Linked DNA regions of Homo sapiens: region 1 is linked to region 2. A link is a loop called in an ENCODE intact Hi-C map of the cell type or tissue named here. Cell type or tissue: IMR-90. All regions are shown on one strand. Links, peaks and the distances in the headings refer to the core of each region. The heading gives the core; the rest is flanking DNA.

Region 1 (16,717 bases), core at 4,750-9,749, 79 kb before region 2:
TAATTTGCTTAAGACCAATTTTAATAATTTTAGGGGAAGACAGAGGCTTAGATGATGGGGGAAAAATAAAAACCGATATAGAAAGTATCACCTCAATATAGTACACAAAAGATGATGTAATCAGATGATGCAATTTCCAATGTAAGGTCATTTTATTTTATTTGTTTTGTCATTATATTCACTAATAATCCTCAAATAAAATTTTGAGTTATGCTTAGGTCACCATCATGGAATGGATATCTGGGCAAAAGATTACAGTATCCTTTCCTTTAGAAGTTATGCTTCTCAGTGTAAATTAATAATTGACATCCTAGTAACCATACATCAATCTCCATGTACTTGTTTACTGTGAGTTTGTTCTAGGAGACACATTCACAGCCATATATCAACAAAGTCAGCTTTCTGAACCTGTAAACCTCCAGGTCTTGAGAGGATCAAGTATATGTTTACCCTATTAAAGACTATATATTAGCCTCTGGTAAATACTCCACTACTTTTTTCTCATTCATCTTTAGTTAATACATGAGAAATGAAATGTAGAGGGGATCTGGAGTCCTAGACGTAAGTTTTGACTCTGTGACTGATTTGCTTTATAATATTTGTCAACAGTAATTATCATTTATGTGTTCTATTATTATGTTCCATACATTGTCCTTGACATCTTACACACATCATCCTGTTTAATTATCCTACCAACCCTGCAAAAAAAGACGTAATGTATGGCAACTATTTCTATATTCCTCCACATTAGCAATTCTCTCATTCATCCTTAGAAAAAGAATCCCAATTTCATTAAAGGGTATTGATGCATAGAATATATACAAAATAATTGGAGCTCTAACAGCTGCCTTGGACTGTAGTGTGATTTTAAGTATAGAAGTCACTTGCTAAGGATGCAGAATAGGAATAGCTTGGATTCCTGATGATAGCAGAAGCCACTATACCTTCCCTGGCTTTTCCGCCTTTGTAGGTTTTTTACATAAGAAGGAAATATGCAACTGTTATTTTGGGCTTTCTTTGTATATTCCAAACGTAACACAAACTGCTACAGAATTGGATTTATTTTAAATTGAGGAAACAAGGTACAGAAAGATTATTTAACTTAAGATCACACAACTAGCATGTACTGAGCAGCAATGCTTGGCCTGGCAATACTATTCTAAAACCGAAATTCTTTGTCATGTTTTATGACCTCAAAAAAGATATTAATACTTTTTATGCTTTATGTTTTGTACAGAAGAAAACTTGTATCTACTGACACTTTTTATGTGTCAGGCATTGTGTTGGCTATTGTCACAAGGATATACATTGCCTTGTGTATCATTTAATCTCAAGATTCCCTGTGTCTAAAATTTAAGTGATATCTAAAAATTTAGAGATAAAATATCTCTTTTCATCTCTGTGAAACTAAAACCAAAAACCTCTTTGTACAATCTAGCAGGGAACACTTGTCAATATGCAGCCAAACATTGACTAACGTATTTTCTCCAAGTTAGGCCAGCTCCACCAGAGAAAATGATCTCTTCAACTTTGATAAACCCTCATATACAAGATTCAGAACAAGTGAACATCACACTTGTTATTTTCTTCTGATTCCTTTTCAAATAACACTGTAAGTGTTATTATTAGAACCTTAAGACCCATTAGAAACAGGATAAAAGAAAATAGAAGTAACTAGCTCTCCTACTGGGATAAGAGATGAAACAAGAGAGAGAAAGTTTTGTTCTCCAAAGCAGCAATTCCACATTATGAGATTACATAAAGAAGAAACACACACACTCACATATACACCACTCACCACACACACACACACACACACACACAGAGAGAGAGAGAGTGAAAGGGGGGTGGTGGAGGAACACAGAAAAACAGAGCAAGGAAAAAAATTAGAACATTTTGGAGGGAAGGGTTCCAGATGGCAGCCAGGATGAGCCTCTGCCACAAAGATGAACCAAAATATCAGGTAAACATTCACACGTTGAAAAGATTTTTTGAAAGAGAACACTAAAATTCAATAAAGAGGCAACAGAAGACACCATGAGTGAAGAGAGAGAGAGCAGGGCTGCCTGCTCAGCATTGCTGGGTGCCAGGACCAGCCTCCAGACCTGGACCCAGATCCAAGGAAGGGATGAGTGAAGGAACCTCAGGGCATAACATTCCTGCCATAGACCTCTGAGATCCTAGCTACAGGAGAGTTCCATGACCCGTGTAGACCTTTAGACTGGCAGACAAAGCCTGCTCGTGGTGATCTTGAGTCAGGGAGGAACCCCCCCACTCAGAACAAAGAGAAAAGTGTAGCACAGGTTCATGTAGTGGCATGGGAGATGGGTACCCCTCCCTTCATAAGACTAGACTGGGAAGGGTGAGGCCTGATAGCCATGGTTTCTGTTCAAGGGAGTCTCACAGCCCAAAACACCTGGAATGACTAAGTGATCTGAATGCAGATAGCTTGAGTCTAGCCTAACCATTTTGGCCTGCTGTCAGCAGCAGAATGTTGGAGGGAGACCTGCTGCACCAGGGGTGTGGGAGCTGGGCCAGTCCCACTGCTGCCTGCTGGGCTGAAAACCCCAGGCCACCCAATTTGCCTTAAGCAGACTCTGTGGTACAGGAGAGGCAACTCAGCCCCTTGGCCCCAGCTGCCTGAGAGTCTGCCTATAGCCGTGCCAGGATTGGGGCTTGTGCTCGCCTCAGAGAGCATGGTCACAGGTTTGTCTGTCCCAGCCCCACCCAGATTTGCTTCCTCCAGCTGCCTGGGTGGCAGAGCACAGGACAGGAACCCCTGGAAACTCCAGGGTCCAGCCCATTGCCAAGGATACTCTCGTACTTCCCCTCATTAACAAAGGTCAAGTAAAATTTCCACGGCCACCACCACAACTACCTCCCGCCTGCAAGTGCCACCTATTAGCCTGAAGGTCAACCTATATGTGTCATCACAACTTCTCCTGACACCATTATAGAGCACTCAGGCAGCTCATACTTGAAAGTGCCACCTACAGGCCAGTAGGGTGAACTGCAAAAGCCAATATAATTCCTGCTGACACACGTGCACAGCACTGAGGAACAAAGTTCCAGAGACCTCCACCTCCCATCTCTGTAAGAGACAACAAGCCTGCTCACACATGTAGTACACTGTTGCTACAATCTACAAACAACCAGCATTTAAGAAAACCACTACATGAAGGCCATCTATAACCAAGGAATTTATACAGATCTTTGGCCCCCTAAAAGCACAAGAAGCAGAGAAAAAGAATGCTACTCAACATACACAACAGTCACACACTCAAAGTGGAAAAAATCTCATCCAAATGAATGTAAACTCACAGCTTCTCTGGAAAGAATTTTGGCAATGGCTATTTTCCCAGGAATTAACACCAAAATTTATATGCAAATATGTTCATTGTCTTCTTATTTACTGTGTGACCTTTGGCTTTCTCTTAAAATAAAAGCCACCTTTAATTTATAACGTTTCATTCCTGTGAAAAATATTAATTTAACAAAGTCTGTGACAGGTTTTCTTGCCTTCCATAAATGATTTAGTAATACTAAACTCATTAGGGGAAACATGAAGTTTCCCAAAGGTACTACCTGTAGGTGCTCTAAATTCTTTAGAATGTGAATATTCTCATATGATGACTAGGACAAGTGTCTCTCTCATTCATTCATTCATGCATTCATTCATTCAACAGATGGTTTATGACTGCCTACTATGTGTAAGGCACAGTGCTAGGCACTAACGATGCAATGGTGAAAAGAAACATGTAGTTGTCACTCTCTTGGGCCATCTAATCCAGGAGGAAAGATAAATCAAATAATTACACAAACAAATAAGAAAGCAGCAAATGTAAAGATATGTTTTGAATATCAGCTGTCAGTCAGGGAACAGGCAACATAAAAAATAAGGTAATAACAAATTTTTATTTTATTGTGAACTTAGCAGAAATTTTATTTTCACAAATTTTACAGTCTTGGCTTTAACTATTCCATGATATACTTGAAAACCTCTTATACTTAGCTAATGAATGAACCTTCACCTTGGCTTTGTTGTTCTCTCTTCAAACATTTGAAAATTTGTGAAAATCTCGGGACTTGTTCCTCATAAACCACAAGAGTTTATCCTACAGTCAGTGTTTCTCCCAGGATTGACCTATCTGGAAATTAAGGCTTTAACTGCCTTTAGTGCTATAAGATCAGGATTTGTTGTATTTAGGGCTATATCCTCTGCACCCAGTATCTACTATATAATGAGTGCCCAGTACATGATTGTTTATTGATTGAACTGCTGGGATAGTTTGTTTAGAATAAGTAAAAGGAGGCTCTTAGAAAGTGATGCATGACCTTGCCTACTTGTCAGAACCACCTGGTGAACTTAAAAAAAAATAAAATCCTTGTTGTTCTTTCTTGGCAATTGTGAAAAGGAATAACCAGCATAATTTTGATAGTACCTACTGTCACTCTCAAAGTGTACCAATTTGGTTGGTAAATTATGTGAGACAGATATATATATATGCGTGAATATTAAATATAAGAAGACAATAGAAGTCAAAGGTGGGTGTCATTGGATGTACCTCTACCATACACAGACTTTGGAGTCAGACAAACCTACATTCCAATCCCTGCTCTTCTACTTACTAGTGGTACCATGAGTGAAGAAAAAAATCTTACTTAAACTGGCATCTGTGGCAAGTTACTTTACCTCCCAAAGACTCAGTTTCATCAACTAAAAATGCAAATAATATTGGTTTCTTACTCATAAGGCTGTAGTGATTATTAATAATGTGCAAAGAATGTTGGTATGGCACAGAGTAAACAGCAGGTGAATAAAATGGTTTCTCCCCAGTACATACATGCAGTGGGTTCCCAACTGTCTTTTTCCCTTAAGAAATGAGACCCACACCCTTGAAGGAGACATAGATAATGGTTTGCACATGACACACTTAATGACTTGTGGGAAAATACTTTCATTTCACATCACTATTTTGTTCAACATATCTGGATTATAGTTTCTTTCCAAATAACTAGCTGTTGACTTGAAGGATGACACACGCACAAAGCCTTCTCGTTATTCAGGAGGAAACAAGATAATTTAAATAGTCCAATTTTTACCTCTTTGTAGCTTTCTTTTGTGATTTGTTTGGGGATGTTAAAAAGGCCAAGTTCCTCAGTTGTAGCCTTTCAATAACATGTCAGTTTACATTATCTGTGAGATGAACTCTACCTCTTATACAATGTCTGCAAGTTTTGCCGCCTACCAGTGAGAAAGCAAAAGACAGCAAGAAAAATAGGATGTGCTAGGAACATCTTTCTTCCCAAGCCCTGCCCTCCTCAATCTGCCTAAACATTCTGCAAGGATTATTTCTTGTGAGACAAAGTCCTTGATTCAGGCTCATGGAATAAGTAGGATTGCGATAGGCAGGAAAGATTCCAGAGGGAACAAAGATATCAAGATACAGAAGGACTAGATGGATTTAAGAAAAGTGAATAATCAGTCTAATGAAGATGGAGTATAAGTGATGTCAAGGATAAATTGGGAAATGAGAACTGAATGCTGTGTGGGGTCCAGATTATGAAGAGCTTTGAACTCTAGATTGAGATTAGGTGCTATTCTCTAATTAGAGTTTGTGGGGAATAGGAGACATATTTTCTACTTGAAATGGACAGCTCTTATTCAGATAGGGCAGATCAACTGCATTCTGCAATGCAGTTCAGAGCCTATAATCCTTTACTTTGGGAGGAGTGTAAAAGACAGCTAGACATGTGGGCCATCCAGTGGGCCACATATGATGAAATGAGGATATATAGGACAGAGCAGTAGCAGGGGCTCCCAGTGCAAGAATCAATAGGACTTAGTGACTGATTAGATTCAGGAAATTAAGGGAAAAACGAAGTCAGATGACTGACTGAGATTTTCAGGTTGGATTGCTTGGAAAATGATGATGTCCTGAAACACTTTAGGTGCAGACCATTTTGACCTAATGTAAGCCTTAAGTGGGAATTTATTATAAACAGAGTAACAGCTACTAGTTATTGAACATTTACATTGCCAGGAACTATTAAGAATGCATTATAGCTATTATCTTATTTACCTTCTCTTCATAGTACTGGTAGGTAGGTACTATTTTCATATGAGCAGAGTATTTTCATATCACCAGAGGTTTAACCAAAGTCGCATAGCTGATAAAGGAGAGGCGTAGCATTTGAATCCAAATAGCCCTGTCCAGAGGGCTCTTAATCAGTAGTCAACATTACCTCCCCATGGTTAACATTAGCCTCGCAAAATACCAAACCCTTAAAAGGAATGTAGCCAGCCTTTAGGAAGGGATGAAAAGAAAAATAGGAAAACGGGTGGCAAATAAAGCAGTATTCAGCTTTGATCTCTCAGTTCTGCCTCACCAGCCACCTGGTGGAGTATGGCAACCAGAGGAACATGGTAACCCAGAGTTCCTGAGTTTACACAGTTGAGTTGTAGCCCCCATGGGTCTCTCACTCTTTTTATCTCAGTTTTATCCTTATTTATACTCTTATTCTCTATCTAATGCCAAATCCCTAGAAAGGAATTGTGACTGAAGTGTGAGTAGATGCCCAACTCGGTCCAGTCATTAGGGTCTAAGGTCCCCACTAACAACAGCTACTGGAGGGATCATCTCTGATATAAGAGGCAGTTATTCCTTGGCAATGACTGTAAATTGCATAGTCTACCCGACTTTTTATCATCAAACATCCTTGGACTTGAAATTGAAAAGGCCTAAACTTAGATTTGTGTTATACAACTACCATTAACAAGTCACTTGTTCTCTCTGGGTCTTGATTTCCTCGAAAATAAGATACTCATAATTATGCTTGCACAGTCTACCTCACAGGGTGATTATGAGGGCCAAATGGAATAACTGCTTTCTAGTATAGCTAAAATTAATAAAGTGCTTATCATGCATGAGCACTATTTTAAGTGTTTGGTATATTACTGACATTAACTCTATGCTTGACCCTATGATATAGATGCCAATTTATTCCCATTTCACAAAAGAAGAAACTGAGAATCAGAGAAGATAAGAAAATGTGCCCAAGCTCACACAGCTGTAATCAATACACTATAAAACATAGCTTTTGAGTCTGTTTTTAACCACTCCTTACATGGGTATGAAGGGACCTAGTAACCTACCAAGCACTATCCAAACATGAGAAATTGTTACTACTGTCAACCACTGCATCTAACAGCAAAAAACAATGTTTAATCTAATCAAATGAAATATGATTGGGCGTTTGGATTTTTGTTCCTACAAGATTTTAGTGCTCTGGTTTTGCTCTATTTCAGTCTTTGTAGGGAAGATACATATTAATTTTGTCTTTAATTTATTTCATGGGAGTCTTTTGGAAAACATTTGGTTTGACTCTCATGACAAATACGTTGAAGGCTCCATGATAAATTAATTTGTTGTGTTCATTTGGTTTTATGGCTCATGAAATTTGTGTAATTTATTGCTGCCTTGGGATGTCAGTCTCACTCAGTTCTAGTTCCAAAGTAAGGTCCTACAGAAAAAGAAAAGGAAAGCATGAGAAAAATGGTGAGAATGGCTGAGTCAAAGCATAAAAAGCCAAAATATCTAGGCAGAGGGCCAGGGAAGGGAGGAAAATCTTGGTCACTTCCCAAAGGAGTATGTTCTCTAGGAAGAGATGTTAATAAGTAAGGCCTTATTTATAGCTTAGAAAAAAATGAAGGGAGGTGTGGTTAGAATATGTTGGGGCTCAAAAAATGTTAGTACAGGACATTTGGTGTAGCTGGGCATTCTAGGAGCAGGGGCTAGAAACCTTAGTAAAGGGCAAGAGTCTTCTCCAGGAGGCCCGCCATTTTCGTAACTCAGTAGTTGTGTGTGCAACAAATTCACCTCTTTTTTTCTACTTCCCCCTAATTCAGTTTATCAATATATGTAAACCAAATGCAAATTACAGGTTATCTTTTTGCAGCAGTTGAGATAGCCAAACTTTGATTCAGATGTTTGCTTGGGTCTGATAAACTACAAGGGAAGATTCAAGGTGCCTACAGTGTTTACTTAGCCAAAACTATGTGCAAGAGTATATTATAGGAGAAGAGAGTTTGACTTGGGTAGACACACCAAATTATCCAATATCATTCACTAGTCCTGACTAATTGTGGACTTACGAAAAAGATACAACATAGCCCAAAGTAGGTAGTTTTTCTTCACAAAGTTTGAGCTCACTTTTGAAATTTCAGACTATCCAAATAAACAATAAAACATATAAAACTAAAAGAGAAATTGGTGTCTAATGAAACACTTCATGGTGCAGTAAATACAGCCAGTGCTGTACAAACTCAGAGAAAAATGAGCAGCACAGAAGAAGGTTCCCTGGAGAGCTTGAATGTCACCTGGGCCTGGAAAGATTGCTGGGTTTGGATTGGGATCAGTAAAGGCCATTCCATATAGGAAAGATTGGAAAGGGGAGGTTTGATTCACAGATTTATTTTAACTGAAACTCTCTTATGTGCCAGATCTCATAGTTGAATGGGCTTGAGTGTTCCATAAGTTCCTGACTAATGAACAGTTGGAGAGTCTGCATAAATAAGAGAGAGGTATTAAGTAACAGTAAAAGGTAGAAAATTGAGATGGGACCATATTATAGAGGAGCTTGAAAGCCAGGTGATGGACTTTCAGAGACAAAACTATTAAAGGAGCTTAAATTAAGAAATGTTATAATAAAATTGACATTTAAAGAAGATGAATTGAGCTGAAATGTACAGCCAGGAGGCACTAAAGACAACCAAAAGAATATGGCCACAGACTAGGTGTGAATTATTGAGGACCTGGTCCGAGTTGTTGCTAGAGCACAGAGAGGAAAACTGACATAAATGATTGTCTTAGTCCACTTAGACTGCTGTAACAAAATGCCTTTGATGCAGTAATTTATAAATGACAGAAATGTGTGGCTCAAAGTTCTAGAGACTGAGGAGTCCAAGATCAAGATGCCAGCAGATCAGTGTCTGGTGAGTGCTTGCTTTCTGCTTCATAGACAGCCCCATTTTTATTTATCCTCATATAATACAAGGGGCAAACAAGCTGTTGGGCCTCTTTTATCAGGGCAATGATCTCGTTCATGAGGACTCCCTGGTGCTCTACTCTCAGAGCGTGACTTACTCTGTAGGTGAAAAACATACAAGCACTTGCTTCCCTTGGTGTGGGGTAAAATGAGACTGGCATTCGTCCTAGGTAACTGTGCATTGTCCCCATTTCTCTCACCTCCTCAGCCAGGGCCATTAACTCAGTGTGGCAGCTTCTGTTGAAAGAAGCCCCAGTTAGTAAAACACTGTGCCAATAAAATAATCATGTACTCTAGGGGAAACAGCCAGCTGTTACGTGCCATGCTGGAGTGCTTTTCAATTTGGAGACAACCATCCTTTTCTTAACAATGACTGCCAAGTACAGATTTGTCATTCACTGAAGACGTGAGGAAGCTTGATATTAAGACCTGTTTCTTTGTGTCCTTTCAAAATCAGGTGTAAGAAATGAGAAAGTCAGGGAAAAAATAGAAAAGGACAAGAAAATAAATGGCCTGACTATGTCATTCATAGAGTTATAATGAGGGCTTTACAAGTTTACTACTTGCTATCATCATCAGGATGATTCAGCGTTTCAGAAGATACTCAAGTATACTCTTTTCCCAATTTCCCTGTCTCTAACTTACACATCACCTCTAGCTCCAGCATGAAGATTTCAAAAATACCACTTATGTATTCTCTTCTGTCTTTTTCCTTTAGGACATTGTTTCTATGATCTGAATGTTTGTATGTTACCAAAATTCACATGTTGAAACCCCAGTAAATAATATTCAGAGGTGGGGTCTTTGAGAGATGACTAGCCCACCTTTTATTAGCCTGTGCCCAGGATCATTAGGATCAGCTCTCTCACCTGGCTCTGCTGGTGGTTGCTGACTGCATGCTGACTTTCCTCTGCACTGCTACACTCCTTCCTCAGCAAACTCTTTGAACACACAGCCTCTGCAGAAAAATGCTTTTTGCTTACACTCCCTATAGAAGTTTTAGAATCTTCTCTTCTTACCAGTATCCCCAGGCTTCCAAAAGAGGTCATTCTTACTACTTCCTGGGTTTGTGCTCTTTGAAAGGCCAACCCGAAGGAGGCCCCAAATTAAAACATATCTAACCATATTTTTAAAAGTTAATAGCCAATTAGTGTTAATTTCATGTAGCATCAAGCACATAGTTTTCTAACAACTTTCTATTAAATATAATAAATACAGAAAAGAGTACATACCAGAAGTGTAAGCTGAACACAGATGAAACCAACACACAGAAGGGCCCCTTCTGCTTCCTTTCTGCCTCTGCCTCCGCCTCTCCCAAAGACTAACCACTCTCCTTACTTCTAACATCCTATATGGGATGTGTCTTTTTCTATGCTCTCTATAAATGGAATACAATTTATACTATTTGTATCTGGCTTCTGTCACTCAACATTATGTTTGGGAAATTCATCCATATGGTTGGAGCACTTGTAGATTGATCACTCTTATTGCTGTTTAGTTTTGTGCTCTCTTGATTTGCTTAGTTGATCTCAGAAATTATGAAAATGACTCACTTCTAAAAGTTAGAATTCCACATAAGCAATGTCTTTGGGGAAAAGAAGCCTAAAAGTATATAACTCGTTAGGATTTATAGGCCATTTGATCCAATATTTTTCAAACATTTTTGCATCCAACCCTTAGTGGGGGTGCAACCACAGACAAGTCAACTGACCTTATCTGTAAAATAGAGATGATACCTACTCCAGAGAGTTGCTACCCAGATTACATGATGTGATATTTGTACAAATATCCAGCAGTATGCCTGACAAACAGTAAGAACTCAAGTTTTTTTATATTTTAAATTGAATAGGTAGTTGTGTTTCTATGACCAACCTGAAGCAAGACTTGCAGCCATCGCTGTAAACTAGCAGTCAAAAGCTGGGGGGCTACATGGATGTGTTATACAGACAATTGTTCCTCATTTCTGAACACCTGGATTCTATTACTAACCTCCCCTCTTCCTACCTAAAGTACTTTAAGGCTTAACCATTTTAGCCTCAATGGTCTCATTAGTTAAATGAGGATATTATATGTGTGTGTGTGTGCTCTTGTGTATATGTGTATATATATGTATGTATACCTATACATCTCATGGGATTGTTGTGGTAACATACTATATTCAGAGGTACTTTGTAAAATAAAATATTTTAAAGTCCAAATGACGCATATTGCTATAGAAAAGACCATGAACCACCTAACAGTTTTCACATCACAATTATCATAGAGAAAAAGCATCATGGTATCACTTAGGAGAGAAGTGAAGAGGTTTTAATTAGATTCTTAATAGCTACACATTGTAGAGAACCTACAATATGCCAATCACTGCTAAACACTCTACAAACACATACACTGATTTCCTAATTCCTCACAATGACCAGGATTTAGTATTACTCTCTTTCTCACATGAGGAAATTGGGGTTCAAATAAGTTAAGCATATTATCTAAGGTCACTTGGTAATGGGTAAGACCAAGGCACAAGCCCAAGTTTGTCTGGCTCCAAGGCCCATACTCTTGGCACCACATGGCACTGCCTCAGCAATGTGAAATAACAGATGCTGCCCAAATTAAAACTACATGGAGTTATGATTAGCACATTGGCATGGGCTCTTAAGTGGGCAGGACAGATGCTGAAACTAGGCAGAAGTAAGTGTACCAACTGATGGGAACCAGGACAAACAATCAAAGAACATGCCTATGAAAAAAAAATCTGTTGCTCCCAGAATGTTAAAACATTTTTGTTTAAACAGAATCCTCATGTCCTTGTTATGAGGAACAGTCAGAGATTTAGTGAAATATTCTCAGTGAGTCAATCAGGAATGCTGTTAAAAGTTACAGTGTGCCTGGTTCTGGGAAGACTGCATAGGTATAACGTGATCTTTAAATGGAATTTATTTAAAGTGTGATCCTTCAGTCCATCCATGTCCCTTTTGGCCATGCTTTTAAATTGCTTATAAACATGTCACACAGATTGTTAAAGGAAACACACAGGAAACTTTCAATCTTCTTGGGTAATATGATCATGAAATACCTCAGGGAAAAAAAGTACAGATGTTTTATTTGGAAATTGTGTTCTTTCTTTTTAATAGGAGTAGAACTACAGCAACTTTGTTAATTTACCTAAGGTTGAATTTGAAAGGAATAGAGAATGTAGTCAGTTCTGTCCTTACTACCTGGTTAAAAAGTCCTTTCTGAAAATACCATCAAAATGGACATTTTTAAAAAAATGACAGAGATCCTCTAATACAATCTGTGTTGCATCTCCCAAGTAAATATATGAAGGAAGTAATTTCCTATCCTTTTCCAAATATTAATTCAGCCATTTTGTGTTTTGTTCTAATCATAAACATAATGTATTCTTTCAATAAATATTTTAAATGATGCCAAAAATGATGTAGAAAAAAATGTCATTACGCATACGTGAACGTTGTTAGAACTTAGATGAACATTCTTTCACAGATATCTCTTCTCTGTCTCTATTTCTTTTTTTCCTCTCTCATGCACACCTCACACACATCTGTGCATATGCATACATAATCTTACATAAATAAAATCAAATACAATGAACATTTTATTAATCTTCTTCTTTGAACATTTCCATAGATATTTTTTCCAAGGTTTCCATCATCATGTTTAGTGGCTGCTTAGCATTTTATTTTATGGATGATAAGGCAGACGGATAGTATTGATTAAATATCCTGGAATCAGAGACAGCAGTTTCTGTCAATACATAACAAGTCCCTTTCTCTCATAAGATCTTAAGTTCCTTACTTGTAAAAAAGGTGACTGAAGTAGGTGGTTTACTTAACACCGGCATTCCATAGAGGAGTATTCTATATCCTAAATGGAATTGTTCTTTCCATTTTCATGGGCTCCATCTTCCCTATACCCTAGAATTATTTACATACAGTACTATAAATGAGGTGCTGTGATAGCACAAGAAGAGAGAGCAAGAGATTACTTAATTTAAAACTCAAAATATGTTTGTGGAGGAGAGCTTTAAAAGAGGAACTTGATTTTGAGGAACCAGTAGCACTGAATATGTGGTATGACATAGAAAAGGCATTCCAAAGCAGGGAACAGCACTGATACAAGGTACTGAGGCAGGACAGAGCACTTTATCAGATGAGACTGATCAAAGGAGCTACTTGAAGGAAAGTGACAATAGCTGGTCGGGATCATATTATAAAGGAAAGGCATATATTGGGAGAATTTTGAGCGGAGGAAGGAAAGGGGTAGGTAATGAGAGTGTCTGAAGGTTTTAAGCGGGAGGAAGATAAAATAATAAGAACAAGATAATTTTTTGTGTGTGTGCTTCCCTTCCCTCCCTTTACCCCCTTTTCCCTTTTTGATGGTTTGGAAAAGGAGAGTTACTAGATGCAGGAAAGACCATCTGGGCTATTAACAAAGCTGAATCATGTTGGTAGTACTACAATGGGCAGGCAGCAGAAGGCAACACAATGCAGTCACTAAGACCCTTTAGGACCAGAGTACCTGGTTTTGAATGCTTTCTCAGGGTTAAATAGCTTTGTGGCCCCAGAGAGTTACTTGATTAAATATGTTAATGTCTGCATATACTGAGCCCTATACGTGTTTGATTAAAGTATTATAAAGATGTGATGAATGCAAGAGACATTTCACAGATAAACTCAGTGGGACATTTAGGGGAAAAGCTTTGATGCTGTGAGACAAAGAAAGTAAAGATGATTCCAGGTTACTAAGAAGGAGCAGAAAGAGAGCTGGGGAACAAGGGGGCAGCAGGTTTGCACAGGGAGACTGACTGGTGTCAGGTTTATGCTAGGTAGATTTTGAAGTACAAAAAGGAAATTCACAAAAAAAAAATATGCAACTGAAGATTTGAAACAGAACATGGCACTCAGGAACCCAAGTAGAGGTATAGATTTTGGAGTCATGAGCTTCACATATCATTTGGAGTGATTGTTGGGTTGAGATGTGGTAAGATGATAATTCTAGGCTTACAAGATATATCACATGTATTTATCCTATAAATATATCTAATATGTGCATAGAAAATTATCATTTTAACATTGGTCCTGTATAACGGGAATCCATTTGTAACATAACTTAAAACTCTGTTATTACCTCCAAGTAAACATTGATGATACTGTGTTTCTCACACCCAACCAGTCTGTTAATATAAATTCCAAATGATTTTTTCAACAGCGCTGCATAAAACAGTGACAAATCCTCTACTTAATGAGCCTCAAAGCAATTAAGACACAAATACATTGGAGAATCCCATTGCATTTAATCATCAGAAAAAGAATAAACAAAAATGCACTCTGATGATGAAATAAATTTTACAAATCAATTATAATTTAATTTCCTGAACAGATTTTGAAAGCCACAGATCTCTGATATGACATAGTTATAGGTTAATTGTTAAGTACTGACAGAATTACAGGAAAATAATGGGAAAAGTACTTGGCCAGGATTTAGAAAAACTGGGTTTTTGTGCTCTTCAACTGTTTTTATGACTTTGGTCGAATCATTATGCTTCCCTGAACCTCAGTTTCCTTATTTATCAAATTCCACTAAAAATATCTTTTCTGATACTATGATGAAAATAAGAAAGATACTGCAAGTAGAAATTACAGTAGTCCTCCCTTACTGGTGATAATGATTTTTTTATGGTTTCAGTTACCCTTGGTCAACCTCAGTCCATACTAAATGGAAATACTGAACGGAATACTCCAGAATTCCATTCTAAATGGAACACTCCATTTACTAAATGGAATACTAAATGGAAAACTCCAGAAATAAACAATTCATACATGTTAAGTTACACGCTGTTCTGAGTAGAGTGATGAATGAAATTTTATGCCGCCCTGCTCCATATCACCTGAATCAAACCTGTCCAGGGCATCCATGCTCTATATACTACCTGACCATTAGTCCCTCCGTCAACTTGGTTTTCACATAGAAAAACATAGTGTATATAGGGTTCAGTGGCTTCAGGCATCCACTAGGGTTTTGAAATGTATTCCCTGAGGATAAGGGAGGACTACTGTATTTTAAAGTCTGCTGACCAGTTTTGCTAACACATGCAGGTACAAGTTTAGATTGGTCTTTGGCAGTTGCGGCAAAGAGAGTGGCCCTAAGTGCCAAGAAATCCCGTCACAGTTTCCTTATCACGTCGATGTGTTTAACTTATCGTTCATCACAGTCTGGACCTCAGCTTTGCAGGCTCAGCACAAGGAGGGCAGGTCCATTTCTCAGTGGTAGACTCTAATATATACAACTGAATAAAATGGGAAAAAAACAAACTTTCAATGTTCTAATCTGTAACAAGATACAATAATCCGAGAATTTAATACTTAAAATAGAAATTCCATCACTTTTTCTCTCTTCTGACAAACTTTCATGAGAAGAAAATGTAGACTGTGTTATTTAAAATATGGAATTAAAGATGTGAGGAATTACAGTTGGTCCTCTAAATCTAAGGGTTCCGTAGCCACAGATGCAACCAACTGCAGTTGTTTGGGGAAAAAAAAAACAACAAAAATAATAATACAACAATAAAAATAATACAACTTTTAAAAATACTGTATAACAACTATTTGCATAGCATTTACATTGTATTAGGTATTAGAAATCATCCAGAGATGATTTAAAGTACATAGGAAGATACGGATAGTTTATATGCAAACACTATACCATTGTTTATAAGGGACTTGAACATCTGTGGATTTTGGTATCCATGAGGGTTCCTGGAACCATTCCTCCATGATACTAAGGGATGACTGTACATAGAATCAGAAGTGTAACTGCATGATACTATATGCAAACCTGTTATAGGCGCCTCATAATAGAGGAGGTCCTGTCTTGGCGTAAGACTTCTACTCCCTTGGATGGCATTAGATGGCTGTGGCCCAAATTTCACATCTGTGATTTTACTTGTCTAAACTTTAGTGATAGAACAAACACCATTCTAAGAGCTCACCTTTGCAATCACGGTTTACTATAGCCTCAAATTCCGAACTCCTGGGTTCAAGCGATCCTCCAGCCTCAGCCTCCTGAGTAGATGGAACTACAGCCCAAATAATTTTTTATTTTTATTTTTAAGAGAATGAGGTCTTGCTATGTTGTCCAGGATGGTCTGAATCTCCTGACTTCAAGTGATCTTCCCACCTTAGCCTCCCAAGTAGCTGGGATTACAGACATGAGCCACTACGCCCAGCTAGACAATTTTTAATATGTATCTGAGTCGGGACTATCCAAAAAAACAAAACCAATAGGAAAATATACATATATATACACACACATTTTTACATATATATATAAAGAACTTCATATGCAAGATATTTTTATACATTTATATGTTTATATTTATATATTATAGATAGAAAACAGTAAATATATATTATATATGTAAAATATATAATATATATTTATGTATTTGTATAGTTTTTTAATATAAAGACATGTGTGTCTATATATGTAAGATATATAGATAAGAAACTATATATCTTACATATATAGATACATATGTCTTTATACATAAAAATGTTTATGTATATATGTAAATACAGATATATATATCTTTATATATATAAATATCTTTAAAAGTATATGAGTAATTATTGAGACTGAGAAGTCCGAGATCTGCTCT
Region 2 (16,717 bases), core at 7,310-12,309:
CTGCTTTTGTTCTGGTATTCTTTGGAGATGGTTTGCAAGAAATCCACTTCCATTACTGTAGAGCTATGCCTCACTTTGAACTCTAAACACTGTTAGTCTGACCACAGTTTTGTTAAATCTGGATGTCTTAAGCCTCTAAAAACCCCAAACACCCCAGGAACAAGTATTACTCACCAATTATGGTATTAAAAATGAGCCACTGTCTCTGAGTTCACTTACTTGTTCTATAAACATTAATCATGCACCATGCATTAAGTTAAGCTTTGTTCTGCTCTAGAAGAGCTCAGAGTCTAACCAAATACAAGTTCCAAAAAAGCTTTAAGGAAAGGCAACATCTTTGGAATTCATTAATAGCCTCTCAAGGGGATGGCTTTAATGGGCAATCTTCTTTTGGAGCCTATTTCCCATTCATTAGTTAAAACATAGATCCTATGCTTTGCCATTGTGCCTCGTATATGTTCTATCTCCTGCGATATAATGGCTGTAATTTAGGAGCATCCCCTGAAAAGAAAAAACATTTGTGGAGATGTAAGTTATAAGACTCTTTTCCCCGTATTGTGACTTATAAATTCCTCTTTCATATACTCATACAGCCTAGAGCATTATATAGTATGTTATAATTATATTATAATTGTGCAATTACTTATCTGTCCCCTCTCCTAGAAGTGAGCCCCTGGGGCAGGTTATGATTTATCCAAATTCAGTTCCTAGTATAGTGTTTGAAATTGTCGGTGTACTCACAGAAGACCTGGGAAAGAAAAGGAAAAGGAAGGGAGGGAGAAAAGGAGAAGGTAAGGATGATGACTATCGTTAGTGTGAGTCAGAGTATTCTGCACAATTTCTTCTATTTGGCACCTGGGAGGCTCCCCGTTCAAAGGTGTGGTCAGTCTTCCACAGAATTAGCAGATGGCTCAGCACAAGGACCTCAACTATCAGCTAAATCAGGATGAATATTTTGTAAAAACTGGGATTAAATGCCTTTTGTTAGACGGGCAAATGACACTGAAGTCTCGTTAATATTTTATGTTAAATTCTATGACCTGATACTCCATAAATATCATAGCTGCTAGAAATAATACTGAGATTCTAACCTTAGGTTTTGCTTTGTTTTTAATTTAAAATGTTATCAATTTGTCATATCATAGTGCTGAATTTTGTGCCCGCAAAATTCAGATGTTGAAACCCTAACCCCAGTACCTCAGAATGTAACTGTATTTGGAGATAGGAAGTTTGAAGAGGTGATTAAAGTAAAATGCTGTCAGGGTGGGCCATAATCCAATCTGACTGGCATTCTTACAAGAATTGGAAATTTAGACAAATGAAGAGAAGCCAGGTGTGTGTGCATACAGAGGAAACACCAAGGGAGTGGTCAATGAGAAGGCAGCTATCTGCATGCCAAGAAAACAAGCCTCAGAAGAAATTAAACCTGCTGACACGTTAGTCTTGGGCTTCTCGTCCTTAGAACTATGAAAACAAGGCCAGGCATGGTGGCTCGTGCCTGTAATCCCAGCATTTTGAGAAGCTGAGGCAGGTGGATCACCTGAGCTCAGGAGTTCGAGACCAGCCTGGACAACATGGTGAAACCTTATCTTTACTAAAAACACAAATTTTAGCCCAGCGTGGTGGCAGGCACCTGTAATCACAGCTACTTGGGAGGCTGAGGCAGGAGAATTGCTTGAACCCAGCAAGTGGAGGTTGCAGTGAGCTGAGATCACGCTACTACACTCCAGCCTGGGCAACAAGAGCGAAACTTTGTCTCAAAAAAACAAAAAAACAAACAAAAACATGAAAACAATTCATTTCTGTTGTCTTAGCCACCAGCCTGTGCTATTTGGTTATGACAGCCCTAAAAAAACTAATACACTTAGCATTGTTCTCAAGCTATAGTCATTGAGACTAATCCTGGCTCTTCCACTAGCCAGCACTTACTTTTTAAAAATTTAACTTAAAAACTTGAATGAATATCCATCATGGATGACACTACTAAAAAACAAACAAACAAACAAAAAACCACAAAAATGAATAAATAAATGAATGGCATGAGTTATGAAGTACAAAGATCTAAAAAAAGTTGCAAGTTAAAATTGAGAAGAAGTCTACCGTATGGTCCTGGATAAATCTCTTATCTTAGGAGGATCTGAGTTGTCTCATTTCTAAAATAAGGCTGTTGGAAAAATAACTTATTTTATCCCTTAAAATTTAGGAGCTTGGAATTTACTGTTAAGCACAACACTGATAATGTTGGTGATGATGATGATGATGATGATGGTAAAAGGTAAAGAAATTAAAGCCAGAATTTTATCAGAAAGTATAGAAAGAAAGTAGAAAGTATAGGTTTTCTGCTCCTCCCATTTGACAGAAAGCCTCATCTTCTCGTGCATCACCAGCCTCATCCCTGAGACACCATGGTGAAGGTGAAGGTGGAAGTCAACGGATTTGGCCATACTGGGCGCCTGGTCACCAGGGCTGCTTTTAACTCTGGTAAAGTAGATATTGTCACCATCAATGACCCCTTCATTGACCTCAACTACCCCTTCATTGACCTCAACTACATGATCTACATGTTCCAGTATGATTCCATGGCAAATTCCATGGCACCATCAAGGCTGAGAATGGGAAGCTTGTCATCAAGGGAAATCCCATCACCATCTTCCAGGAGTGAGATCCCTCCAAAATCAAATGGGGTGACACTGGGGCTGAGTACATGGTGAAGTCCACCAGCATCTTCACCACCATGGAAAAGGCTGGGGCTTACTTGCAGGGAGAAGCCAAAAGGATCATAATCTCTGCTCCCTCTGCTGACGCCCCCATGTTCATGATGGGCATAAACCGTGAGAAGTATGACAACAGCCTCGAGATCATCAGCAATGCCTCCTGCACCACCAACTGCTTAGCACCTCTGGCCAAGGTCATCCATGACAATTTTGGTATCATGGAAGGACTCATGACCACAGTCCATGCCATCGCTGCAACCCAGAAGACTGTGGATAGCCCCTCTGGGAAACTGTGGTGTGATGGATGCAGGGCTCTCCAGAACATCATCCCTGCCTCTACTGGTGCTGCCAAGGCTGTGGACAAGCCAAGGTGCTGCCAAGGCTGTGTCATCCCTGAGCTGAACAGGAAGCTCACTGGCAAAGCCTTCTGTCGTCCCCACCACCAACGTGTCGGTAGTGGACCTGACCTGCCATCTGGAAAAACCTGCCAAATATGATGACATCAAGAAGTGGTGTAGCAGGCATCAGAAGGCCCCTTCAAGGGCATCCTGGGCTACACTGAGCACTTGGTAGTCTCCTCCAACTTCAACAGTGACACCCACTCTTCCGCCTTTGATGCTGGGGCTGGCATTGCCCTCAACAACCACTTTATCAAGCTCATTTCCTGGCATGACAATGAATTGGCTACAGCAATAGGGTGGTAGACCTCATGGCACACATGGCCTCCAAGGAGTAAGACCCCTGGACTGCCAACCCGAGCGAGAGCATGAGAGGAAGAGAGAGGCCTTCACTGCTGGGGAGTCCTTGCTGCACTCAGTTCCCCACCACACTGAGAATCTCCCCTCCTCACAGTTTCCATGCAGACCCCCTGAAGAGGGAGATGCCTAGGGAGCCCCTCCTTGTCACGAACCATCAATAAAGTCCCCTGTGCTCAGCCAAAATAAAAAAAAAGAAAGTAAAAAGTATAAGAAGACCTTAGAATCAACAGATGGCACATGTTTGCCTTGACTTAAAGATATGATTAGAAACCAATATTGTTAGTCTGAGGAGAGAAAAGTTGCAAATCTATAATGCAATTGTATTTTATCACAATAGGCTAGGTTGTACTACATTTAAAAACAACGTCCAAATCTCAGCATCCAAAAAATAATTGATTTATTTCTCTTTTTCATTGTAAATTTCAGGTCAGCACAGCTCATACTAGTAACGCAGGCACCCACTCTGATAAGGGTTTAATCTTCAACAATTACTTTGGCAGAGAAAGAGATGGGAGCAAATTAATCATGGCTCTTAAAATTTCTGCTCAGTAGCAGCCATATGCCAATTTCATTCAGATTTCATGAAGAAAAGTGAAGCACATGAGTATGCCTAACATCAAAGTGAGTGGGAGTCCAATTTTTTCTGTGTGATGGAAAGGACAGGAATGAAATATTTGGCAATAGACTGGTGATGATTGACAGCCAAACTGGTGAAGGATGCTCACAAAATTGGATTGTGTTTATGGGTGAACATAATTTGGAAATTTTAATCTATTACACCTAGGAAACTCTGCTTGAAGCTTAAAAGAGTTAATTTAACCACAAGAACGAGGAGACGGAGAAGGAGGAGGAGACTTATCTCTTATATTAAGAAATAAATTCATGAAGTTCTTTACCTCAAGAGTTGCTACAGACTAAAAAAAGCTTCAGAAAAAGTCTAAATTAGTACATGAAATTGTCTCCAAGTCAACTGAGAATTAAAAATTTTAAGATATCTCAACATTCCTAGTTGCTGAATCACTCAGTTGGTTTTTTATTTGTTGCTTTGGTTGGTTGGTTAGTTGGTTGGTTGGTTAGTTTTGTAAACAAGTAAGCTTGGTATTAACACAATGTGCTAATTTAGTGGTGACAACATTACTGGGTATCCATAAAACAAATATAGTGTGTCTTGAAATTTGAATTTTCTGTCAGCCCATGTTTTACCTATTCTATCTGTGAAAGAAGACAGTCCACTTTGTAGCCTAAAATACATTGGGGGTAAAAAATCCAGGGAAGCCACCCTCATCATTGTTTAGTATATAAATTGCTCTGAATGCCTATTAAGTGCAGTCTCTCTGCTAGACACTTTTCATACACTATCAAGTGTGCTCTTCTCCTCAACCTAGAGATGTAAAGTGCAGTGATCCTGAACTGTTCTCAAAGGCTTGTAGGGTCACGATTCACAGACATGTGACATGAAACCATCCTCTCTCTCCTGGAAAAAATTAAGTTTGATCAAGTCACTTGTGGCTCTAATCTCGAATATAGTATCAAAGCCTTTCCCAGTGATTACTTAGGTAACAAAGAAAGTTAAAAAAGCATAAGGTCATATTGCCCTTTTGAATTACTGATCAAATCATGTCCATGAACTATGAACTTGGGCAGACTTCTTTTAGTTTCCAGTCTTCATCCTTAAAGAGGGAGGTGATCTTTTTAATAAGTCTTTCAAAAAAATTTTAAAATCTCAAGCAAAAGAAGGCCCAAAAAACATAAATAGGAAATATATATATGTATACACACACACACAGACACACACACACGCACACACACATTTATCTTGAAATCCCAAACTTAAACCATTTTTCTTACAAAAAGAAAAAAAAATAATTAATTTGTGTGACAAAGGAAAAAGAGTCTCTTCTGATCATTGTTGAAGAATCCTGGAAGAAGTGTTATTGGTTCAATGTTACAGATGAAGAAAGGGAGGTCAAGTCATCAACACAAAATCCAAAACTGATCTCTATTCACTTTCACTTTCTGAATCCTCATCTCCCTTTTTACTTCTTTCTATCCAGCTCAAACGCCTGCCTTTTCCTGCTCGCTGCCAGAATTTCTGAATCCAGGATCAGGGAAGTCCCCAGTGAGCTGCATTCTCAAGAAATACTTATACACACCTCCCCACCTGCAGGCTTTTCCCAGACCTTTCATTTGTTTCCTAAGGGGTTCTGAGAGACATTTACTTATTAATGTTTGTATCAGGATTTATACTTTAAAAGAAAATTTGACATGGTGATTGCATTTGGTGAAACAAGGAATTCTTCGCGTTCGGACCAAGGAACTTCAATTGGAAAGAAATGTGAGTAAAGGCTTTTCTGGTGTCCTTGAAATCATACTACCACACTACCAGCCCTCATTGAGTGATGGCTTTACCCTGATTCTTCTAATTCAGATATCAGAAATCTACTATTCAAAGATGATTACCCTTGAGAAAGACTCATAAATTAGGAAATTTAAACCAAAAGAAAAGGATTCAATAATATAGGGCATGCAGGGAATGAGTTCAGACACTTAATCCAACCACAGTGTTTAAAAGCAGAGAAAATCCATGAGTACTCCTGTTGTCATTGGCTCAGAGATGGGTCATCTACTTTCTTTGTTTTTTTCTGTCAGTCATTTAGCCTGTGGCTCTCCTCTAATTAAAACTCCCACAGATGTTTCCAGACTGGCTATTGCACTCTTTTGTCACAGCACACTGAATCTCTACATTGTATAGAGTATGATCTCTTTTAGTTGGTGCTCAGAAGCATTTGAACACAAGACTGGCATAAGGATAATCAGAAATGATCAGAGGCAAATCTGTAGCTAAAGAGATGATATCCAAAGGAAATCTATGCCTACCAAAATTTCCCCTATACTTCAGTTAAAGAAAGACAGGAAAACAAATAGAGAAGCTAGTTTCCAGCAAGTTTTGATCCTGCCCTCATTTTCCCATGGCTATGTGGCACACCAACAACACTTCAGTTGAATTTCCTTGTTGGTACTTGTCTGGTCTCTTTTTTTCCCCAGTGTTGCAACTTGATTACCTAAGCCTCATCAACCCACTTAAACAAGCATAAATGGGAATTTCCACTAAACACATTTCCAAAGAATATTCAATATTGTTCATTGAAGTGAATTATCTAATGTATGAAAAATGAAGCAGCGTGAATTATCTAATGTATGAAAAACACTAGTTAACCCCTTTCACTATCATCACCCTTCTATTCTAGCCTTTTAATGTTCAGAGAGATATTTAGAATATCCCTCTTTGCTGAGAGCTCTACACACATTTAAAAAGCTAAATCAAATAGATGAGTCTAGAAACGAAATGTGATGTGGCAATGGGACTTTTTTCTGCGGCTTCTCATTAGATATCTGGGCTCTAGAGACTACAAGTTGACCCACAGCTTAATAAATTTACATAGAAATTTGTTGAAGAATCCTGGAACAATTGTTATTGGTTCAATGTTACAGATGAAGAAAGCAAGGTCAAGTCATCAACACAAAATCCAAAACTGATCTCTATTCACTTTCACTTTCTGAATCCTCATCTCCCTTTTTACTTCTTTCTATCCAGCTCAAACACTTGCCTTTTCCTGCTTGCTGCCAGCATTTCTGAATCCAGGATCAGGGAAGTCCCCAATGAGCTGCACTCTCAAGAAATACTGATACACCCCTCGCCACCCTCAGGCTTTTCCCAGACCCTTCATTTGTTTCCTTAGGGGTTCTGAGAGACATTTACTTATTAATGTTTGTCTCAGGGTTTATATTTTAAAACAAAACTTGAGATGGTGATTGCTTTTGTATGAGCCATTGCAATCGATGTATCATGGATACATGGATACAAAGGAGAAAAAATCTTAGTTCCTGCCCTTATGTTTTCCACCGTCTCTCATCACAGGAAGAGAGAAGTAATAAGTAAATTAACCTGTAACTCTACTGGTGACTGTAGAAGGCAGACACTTTACCAAGTGATATTAAAAATAATCCTTAGAGAGGAGCATGAAGTGGACTGGTGCTTCCATGATGTTGATGATGTTGTGATTTTTTTTAATGTAGGCATGTTCAGTTTGTGCTTTTATGTGCTCTTTTCTGTATGCATTTCTATATGGATTTTGCCTGTATTCTGTATTTCTATATTCTTTATGCATTATCTTAATTTTAAAAATGCTTTAAAATCCCTTACATGAATTACATATATTTAGCTCTAAATCCAGCATTGTTTCCCAATAACATCTTAGTGATATATTTACTACTTACCTAAGCATGTTTTTAGACAAGGGGGGATAAAAACAAATGAACAGCAACCAAAACAATGTTTCCTTACTTAACTGCTACAGTATGCCATGCAATGATCAGGCATTATACCTCGAAAGCCATAGTGAAGGAAAGAATTGTCTTGGCCACGATAACTCTCAAACTGAGACTTAGGGCTGGCTGTTCTGTGCTTTCAGGCACAGGGTTCACGGCATGAAGGAGTGAGGAAAGAAACAAGAATCTGAAGACATCTAGGTGAAATATGCTCTTTCCATTTAATTAATAGCCCACACCATTTACTATTATTTTCTGCCCATCTGTTTCACATATTCTGCCCACCTGGACGGCCCAAGAGAGCATTCAAATTTCCCAAGCAGTTCTAGGCTCTTCTATTCTCACTGCTCTCTGTGCATTTTAATCTTTCAGGTCAGCATCAAGCTGTATGAGGAATCACCAAGCAGCCTCCCAGATCGCCAAGCAGCTACCGCATGGTAAACACAAATCTATAGGCCAGGCTAGGTAGTGCCCCACATCAATAAAACTAAGAGTTAGCTATCTTCTATTATAGAAACTATGGAAAGGCTAGTGAACTCCTCATTAACCTTTTAAGTAATCCCAGTCAGCACTACCATCCTTAGTGCAGCAAGTTGATCCAGAGCTCAACACATTTATAACCAAAGGAGTAAAAACAAAAATCATAACCAGTTTTTATTCTCTAAGATAAAATGGTAACCTTCATGTATTTCAGGAGATGATAAAATATTTTCCTTCGGTCTTATCCTTTTCATTCCATCTCCATCCCTGCATCCTTACCTCCCTGTCCCAGCCATCTCCTCTGCTCCTGATTGCTAAGTCACTGTTAATAATGCGGTGGTCCCTCGGACTATGAGGCATTCGATGACAGTGCTTTTGTCTTACTCATCTTGCCTGCACACTGCGTAACACAGTGCTCAAACCAGAGTCACTCAATAAATATGGGTTAAATAATGAAGAAAAACATATAAAGACCAAACTATATGAGATTAACTATATTCCCTAAAACATAAGAATTTAGTCTGCTAAAAACTTAGAGCCCAATGTAAAAGATTAGAAATGGAAATAATATTATATCTACTTTAATATAACCCCCTTGTTTAACAAGTGAGAATGCAGATACCCAGAAAAGTCAGAGAGACAGCTGGGAAAAAGCCTCCCTCCAGGAGTCACACTAGGTTCACCACCCTAGGAGCAGTCTTTTCTGATTAACTTCCCATTCTCATCACTTGAAGTTTTGGTATTGCCTCAGCCAGCCACCCAAAATGTTCTCATGATTGTTTTTTTCTCTGATTTGCTTTTTGTCAGTTAAGTAACTTTTGTTTTGCTTTGTTTTGTTTTGTTTCATGAGTCAGACTCCTCTCAATAACTGTAGTGACCTTTTCTCAACCTTCCAGCTACTTCTCATTTGTTTAAACATTCTCTAAGTTGCCTACATTCCAACTGTTTATTCATGTTTAAGATAGAATGCTGTTAAAAACTGTGTCTATTAAAAGAGGGGTTAGAAGCCCTATCCCGAAATGTGATGTGAGTTAGTGGAGAAGGAAAAACGGAAGTGTCCCAGGCTGGTGAGGAAACTCACCAGAGCCTGGAGGATACCAAGTCAGACAGGACACACACAGGAAATCTTGATAAGCAGCCCCCAAAGACATTCTTTGCAAAAGAATAAAAATAAATGAATGAGACGGCTCATCTGCAACATCTTTCCAAAATGTAAGCAATGTAAAATTGAAACAAGGTCTAAAGCTGGTAAATTCATTCAAATATTTATTTCTTCAACTAACATTTAGAAATCATGTTTATTTTTACCAAATCTCATACCAGATAACTGGGTTATAGTACAAATAAGTCAATCCCCTCTTCAAGGAGTTTAGGTTAAAGGAACAAAGGAATGTTAGACAAAATTTCCCAGATGTATTGATGTTGAGCAAGGGTCTAGGTTTATTTCAAACTGTCAATAAGAGTACTCACTTCAAAGAAAGCCAATTCAAATGTTGCTTCTGCAAAGAGTGTCTTTCTAGTAAAAGCCAAAATAAATGAAAATGACAAAAAATTCTTATCTTGATAAGAGTGTTAGTCTAGGTACTAGAAAGGAATGTCTGCTAAAGTTTTTGATCTATTCACAAGATTTTAAGTTTGTAATACTATCACACATGTATCAGCTTTGTAGGCTAAACTCTAACTTCACTGATTGGGATGTTAATCAGAAGTATTACTAATTGATAAAGAACGATTCTTAAAGTATCAAAAAGTATTAATGTTTTGCTCAGGTTTGAGACATTTGTTTCTTTCTCACTACCTAAAATTTCTCCTATTAAACGGTGAGACGTACATACTGAAATTAGAACACATATTTTCTATCATGAATACAGATAGTCACCAGAGCTTTTTGTGACTGATAAGAATTATTAGTAAAAGTGAAAAACAATGGTATAAAGTGTTCAATGTTTGTTTCATTGAGTTATAAAGATACATGATCAGTGTCCTCACTGGGAGAATGTCAATGGTTTTCTGTTCTTTGCCACAACCTAGATGAAATATTCTCTCAACTAATATATTCTCTTCACTCTGACTCTCCTACTCAGGTATTATTTTCATCAGATATTCTTTTACTCTGCTAGTGGTGAATAGTTCTGTGTGGTCAGAGAGACGTGGTTTTAATATCTGCCCCACCACCTAACCAGGTTTGGATATTGGAAAGCTATTTAAACTTTCTGAACATCTCTTTCCCCATTTCTAAAATGGAAATAATTTCCCATCAAATAGAATTGTTTGAAGGTTACAAAAGATAAGGTATATAATGTATTACTCTCACAAAGTAAGCATTCAATAAATTATAATTACTTTAATTATATCATCATTATCATTATCATCACCACCACCATCATCACCACCACCACCACCACCACCATCATCATCATCATCATCATCATTTTTTTCAGCCACTGTGAGTATTCTCTGCCCATTGCATGAAGTAGACATCAAAGAATCTTAGGTTTGATTCTTTGCTTCAAAACTTGGTAGCTTTGAAATGAGGTGAGATTATTTAATGTTCTCATTTGAATTTCTCATCTATAAAATTGGGATAAAGAAAGAACTACATCACTGTGTTGTAGTGACAACTAATTTAAATAATATGAGTGAAGTGTCTACTATTGTATGGAGTAGGTTCTCACTAAATGACATTTCCTTTACCCAATATTGGCATTAAATTTGTTGATTTGTAAGCTTCATTAGTCTGATGCAGTCCCCTAGGGCCTGCTCATCCTTGGAGAAGGTAATCAAATCACATTACGGATCCTGCAAAACTGCAGACAGGATCAGGGTCTCTCATTAAGATATATTCACTTAAGAAGCTCCATCCCATGAAATAATTAGTTCCTGGTTTAAACCAAGTGTAAATATATTAAAAATAAATGAAAATGACATATGTATATATGGTAACTGAGTTCCATGTGTGTGCATAAGAGGGGTAAAAGATAATGGTTAGAAAATTCCTGTGAATAGAGTCAAGGGGAGAGTTTCATTTGAGGTCCATTTGGCTGCTAATCACAAGACTCATTTCTCATGGGTACACATCCTCCCTCACCAATTCCCTGGCTCACTCACACGTCCTGTGCATTGGGATCTCTGTTCCAGGCTCCAGCCATTATGAACTACCTGCTATTTTCTGATGATTTTGTGATCCTGCATTTCAATGTCTCTGTAACCTCTAGTCCCTCTGTCAGAAGTGGCTCTATACCCCTTTCACTTACCTTTCTTCTCTACCTACATACCTTTTACAACTCAGGTGAAATATCAACTTCCTCTAAAAATACTTTCTTCTCTCATTCCATTAACCTCCTTCCTCTGTGTTTCTTTGTCCTCTATCTTGACCTTTACTATTGACATCCCATGCAACATATTTTATTCTGCAACTCTTCTAAGCATTAGAATTCTTTTGGTGTAGGCACTTGGTCTTATTTGTCCATTTATAATTTTTTTGGTTCTTCAAGGTGCAGCTCAGCTCAAATAACACAGCTCCACTGACACTTGCCTATGAAGCTTTTCTAAAATAACCAGATATCTAGGCTTTAGACTTGATTGTATATCCCAGGTCTTCCATTATTAATTTTCATCTTTGATTGGTCACTCACAGACTTCAAGGTTCTTTTTTAAAAATTTCATCTGTAAAATAAAGATATGTCATTTATCTTATCGAATAATTGTAAATGGCCAAAACAACGTATAGTGCAAAGTATCTAGTGTCTAATAGAAGCTCAATAATCCTAATAATTATTTCTATTCTTCTCAGAATGTTTTTGGCATTTTTATTGTATCATTTATTTAACATATTATACCACATTTTGCCTTGTATTATTAGTGTCTATGCATTTGTCCTCTCCCTGTCACTGGATTTTAGATTTTGCTCAGATGTTCTTCCTTAAGCATGTGTCTCTGCGTGCATGTATGTGTTTTTGTTAGTAGAATTTATCCATGGCATAAAGCCAATAAATGAGCACTGAGGTTCTCATCAGAAAAGAGGGTGGTGTCAAGATTTAAACTAAGGTAGATAAACATGAGAAACACACAAACATTCAAGAATCCTATATAAACAAGCACAAAATATATCTCAGTAAACATTAACATACTATATGAACTATAGAATGTTAGACAAACACTAAGAATTATTATTAGAAGTAGGATAAAATTTGAGTTAAAATCGTGCCTGTTCTACAGTTACCATTAAGAGTTCATTTCATAACTTCTTCCATTTCTTTCTTTCTGTAAGAAATGAGAAAGGATGACTTCCAGATGAGGGAAATTAAACTCCTGGGTCAATTTTTATCAAGAAATTATGTGATAGAACCACACACAATTCTGTAACTATTATTTCCCAAACACTGTGGGGAAGCTCTAGGCATATCTGGTGTAAGCAAACAGAGACAGACTGCAGCACATGACGAATTATTCATGTATACTAGAGAGAAACTTGATTTTTGTCAAGTTCTAAATTTGAGGTACACAGCAAAAAAAAAGTGGTCTTAAAATATTTTTTGTATTTCAGATACACAGATTTTTTCCATCCCACAGGAAATCGACAAAAATAAATACACCAAACTGTTTCCCTGTATGGTAGTTTCCTTTTATCTATGGTTTCTCTTTCTGTGGTTTTAGTTGCCTATGGCCAACTGCTGTCCAAAAATATTAAATGAAAATTCCAGAAATAAACAACTCATAAGTTTAAAGTGTGCACTGTCCTGAGTAGAGTGATGAATCAGGGGCTGTTTCACTCTGCCCTACCCAGGGCATGAATCATCCCTTTGTCGAATGTTATCCACACTGTATTTGCTTCCTACCCATTATCAGATCCACTGTCACAGTATCAGGTTATCAGATCCACTGTCACAGTATCACAGTGTTTGTGTTCAAGTAACCCTTATTTTACTTAACAATGCTTAACTAATAATAAATTTATTAGTTACTGTTGTCAATCTCTTATGGCACCTAATTTATAAATTAAACTTTACCATAAGTATGTATGTATAGGTAAAAACATAGTATATGTAAGGTTCAGTAATATCTATGGCTTTAGGCATTTAATGAGGATCTTGGAACATATCCCCCAGGGATGAAAGGGAACCATTGTATGTAAGGTTCACCTTTGTGTTAGTATTAAGATATTGTTCCCAAATTCGTTTCTCAGGAAGTTGAATTTTAGCTTTGAAGTTGTTGATCCTTGTGTGTTTCTAAGAAATCAAATGTTACCAAGTGGTTACTAAGTAGAATTAAGAATTGGGACTAAAATAACGAATAAAGACAACTAAATATATTTCATGACCTCATTTTTTTTGAAGCCTTGAAGCTAAAAGTTGCTTTTTTAAATAAAAGAGTTCATGTTATGACCCTAGTTGAAAATACTTCTATCATTGCCATTTTACTCTGCAGAGCATTAAACTAACATGGAAACTAGGTTGCTTCTAATTATATAAAGATGGGAATAGACAGAGCCTTTTCATGTTTGGAGCTCTCCTGCCTGCTCTAGGGATTTATATTTAAACAAAATTCAAGAATATTTGTGTTAGTCCACTTGTGTTGCTATAAAGGAACACCTGAGGCTGGATAATATATAAAGAAAAGAGATTAAATTGGCTGAGGTTTTGCAGGCTTTACGAGCACGCCTCCAGCATTTGCTTCCAGTAAGGGCCTCTGGAAGCTTACAATTATGGCAGAAGGCAAAGGAGAGCAGGCATGTCACATGGTGAAAGACGGAGCAAAAGAGAGGGAGTGGGGAGGGGCCAAATGCTCATAAGTAACCAGTTCTCCTGTGAACGCACAGTGAGAACTCACTCATTACTGCAAAAAGGGCACCAAGACATTCTTGAGGGATCTGTCCCATGACTCAAACACCTCCCACCAGGCCCCACCTCCAACACTGGGAATTACATTTCAACGTGAGATTTGGAGGGGGTGCCCATCCAAACAATATCAGTATTCAAAAATGTTTATTTCTTAAATTAAATTTAAAAACATTCTAACAATCAACCCTAACACATCTAGGGCAAAATGTGTCTGAAGAGTACTCACTCTTTACATATATAAACTCTCATTTCTTCAATAATAATGACATATGAAACATCTATTATATGTGAGGTACAGTACTAGTTACTTTATAGATTATACCTGTTGGTCTGAGTGCAATTCCCAATCTCTCTCTCTCACTGGATACACACACACACACACACACACACACACACATACCCATAAAAATTCTGGAACCAACAATCTTAGAAAAGATGTGGCCAGCTAAATCTACCACCCTGTTTTTCCTAATAATGTCCTGATGAAAGCCATCTCATGGGCAGAGACACACATAGGCTCAAAATAAAGGGATGGAGGAAGATTTATCAAGCAAATGGAAAACAAAAAAAGGCAGGGGTTGCAATCCTCGTCTCCGATAAAACAGACTTTAAACCAACAAAGATCAAAAGAGACAAAGAAGGCCATTACTTAATGGTAAAGGGATCAATTCAACAAGAAGAGCTAACTATCCTAAATATATATGCACCCAATACAGGAGCACCCAGATTCATAAAGCAAGTCCTGAGTGACCTACAAAGAGACTTAGACTCCCACACAATAATAACGGGAGACTTTAACACCCCACTGTCAACATTAGACAGATCAACGAGACAGAAAGTCAACAAGGATACCCAGGAATTGAACTCAGCTCTGCACCAAGCAGACCTAATAGACATCTACAGAACTCTCCACCCCAAATCAACAGAATATACATTTTTTTCAGCACCACACCACACCTATTCCAAAATTGACCACATTCTTGGAAGTAAAACTCTCCTCAGCAAATGTAAAAGAACAGAAATTATAACAACCTATCTCTCAGACCACAGTGCAATCAAACTAGAACTCAGGATTAAGAATCTCACTCAAAACTGCTCAACTACATGGAAACTGAACAACCTGCTCCTGAATGACTACTGGGTACATAACGAAATGAAGGCAGAAATAAAGATGTTCTTTGAAACCAAGGAGAACAAAGACACAACATACCAGAATCTCTGAGACACATTCAAAGCAGTATGTAGAGGGAAATTTATAGCACTAAATGCCCACAAGAGAAAGCAGGAAAGATCCAAAATTGACACCCTAACATCACAATTAAAAGAACTAGAAAAGCAAGAGCAAACACATTCAAAAGCTAGCAGAAGGCAAGAAATAACTAAAATCAGAGCAGAACTGAAGGAAATAGAGACACAAAAAAACCCTTCAAAAAATTGATGAATCCAGGAGCTGGTTTTTTGAAAGGATGAACAAAATTGATAGACCGCTAGCAAGACTAATAAAGAAAAAAAGAGAGACGAATCAAATAGACGCAATAAAAAATGATAAAGGGGATATCACCATCGTTCCCACAGAAATACAAACTACCATCAGAGAATACTACAAACACCTCTATGCAAATAAACTAGAAAATCTAGAAGAAATGGATAAATTCCTCGACACATACACCCTCCCAAGACTAAACCAGGAAGAAGTTGAATCTCTGAATAGACCAATAACAGGAGCTGAAATTGTGGCAATAATCAATAGGTTACCAACCAAAAAGAGTCCAGGACCAGATGGATTCACAGCCGAATTCTACCAGAGATACAAGGAGGAACTGGCACCATTCCTTCTGAAACTATTCCAATCAATAGAAAAAGAGGGAATCCTCCCTAACTCATTTTATGAGGCCAGCATCATCCTGATACCAAAGCCGGGCAGAGACACAACCAAAAAAGAGAATTTTAGACCAATATCCTTGATGAACATTGATGCAAAAATCCTCAATAAAATACTGGCAAACTGAATCCAGCAGCACATCAAAAAGCTTATCCACCATGATCAAGTGGGCTTCATCCCCGGCCGGGATGCAAGGCTGGTTCAATATACACAAATCAATAAATGTAATCCAGCATATAAACAGAGCCAAAGACAAAAACCACATGATTATCTCAATAGATGCAGAAAAGGCCTTTGACAAAATTCAACAACACTTCATGCTAAAAACTCTCAATAAATTAGGTATTGATGGGACGTATTTCAAAATAATAAGAGCTATCTATGACAAACCCACAGCCAACATCATACTGAATAGGCAAAAATTGGAAGCATTCCCTTTGAAAATTGGCACAAGACAGGGATGCCCTCTCTCACCACTCCTATTCAACATAGTGTTGGAAGTTCTGGCCAGGGCAATTAGGCAGGAGAAGGAAATAAAGGGTATTCAATTAGGAAAAGAGGAAGTCAAATTGTCCCTGTTTGCAGATGACATGATTGTGTATCTAGAAAACCCCATTGTCTCAGCTCAAAATCTCCTTAAGCTGATAAGCAACTTCAGCAAAGTCTCAGGATACAAAATCAATGTACAAAAATCACAAGCATTCTTATACACCA

The links. Hi-C counts contacts between places; a loop is a spot of excess contacts. Peaks named below come from ENCODE experiments on the same cell type or tissue, not always from the same donor. Only the 100,000 strongest peaks of a DNase experiment are listed, where the experiment ranks them.
Region 1: it touches region 2 in a loop (7-fold over the local background); 3 of 110 quality-filtered maps call a loop at or near these places.

What each region holds. Positions count from the first base shown.
Region 1 is chr11:88,471,246-88,487,962 of GRCh38, reverse strand. No RefSeq gene overlaps it. Among named protein-coding and RNA genes, the nearest start is that of GRM5-AS1, 25 kb to the left of the region's middle. In IMR-90, for the core only: no CTCF peak of the experiment used is centred there; DNase peaks (open chromatin) are centred at 4,892 and 7,602; H3K27ac peaks cover 925 bases.
Region 2 is chr11:88,394,912-88,411,628 of GRCh38, reverse strand. The region is part of intron 2 of LOC101929174 (a long non-coding RNA gene); the gene reads right to left. It also overlaps the pseudogene GAPDHP70. Among named protein-coding and RNA genes, the nearest start is that of CTSC, 66 kb to the right of the region's middle. In IMR-90, for the core only: no CTCF peak of the experiment used is centred there; DNase peaks (open chromatin) are centred at 8,648 and 9,238; H3K27ac peaks cover 2,138 bases.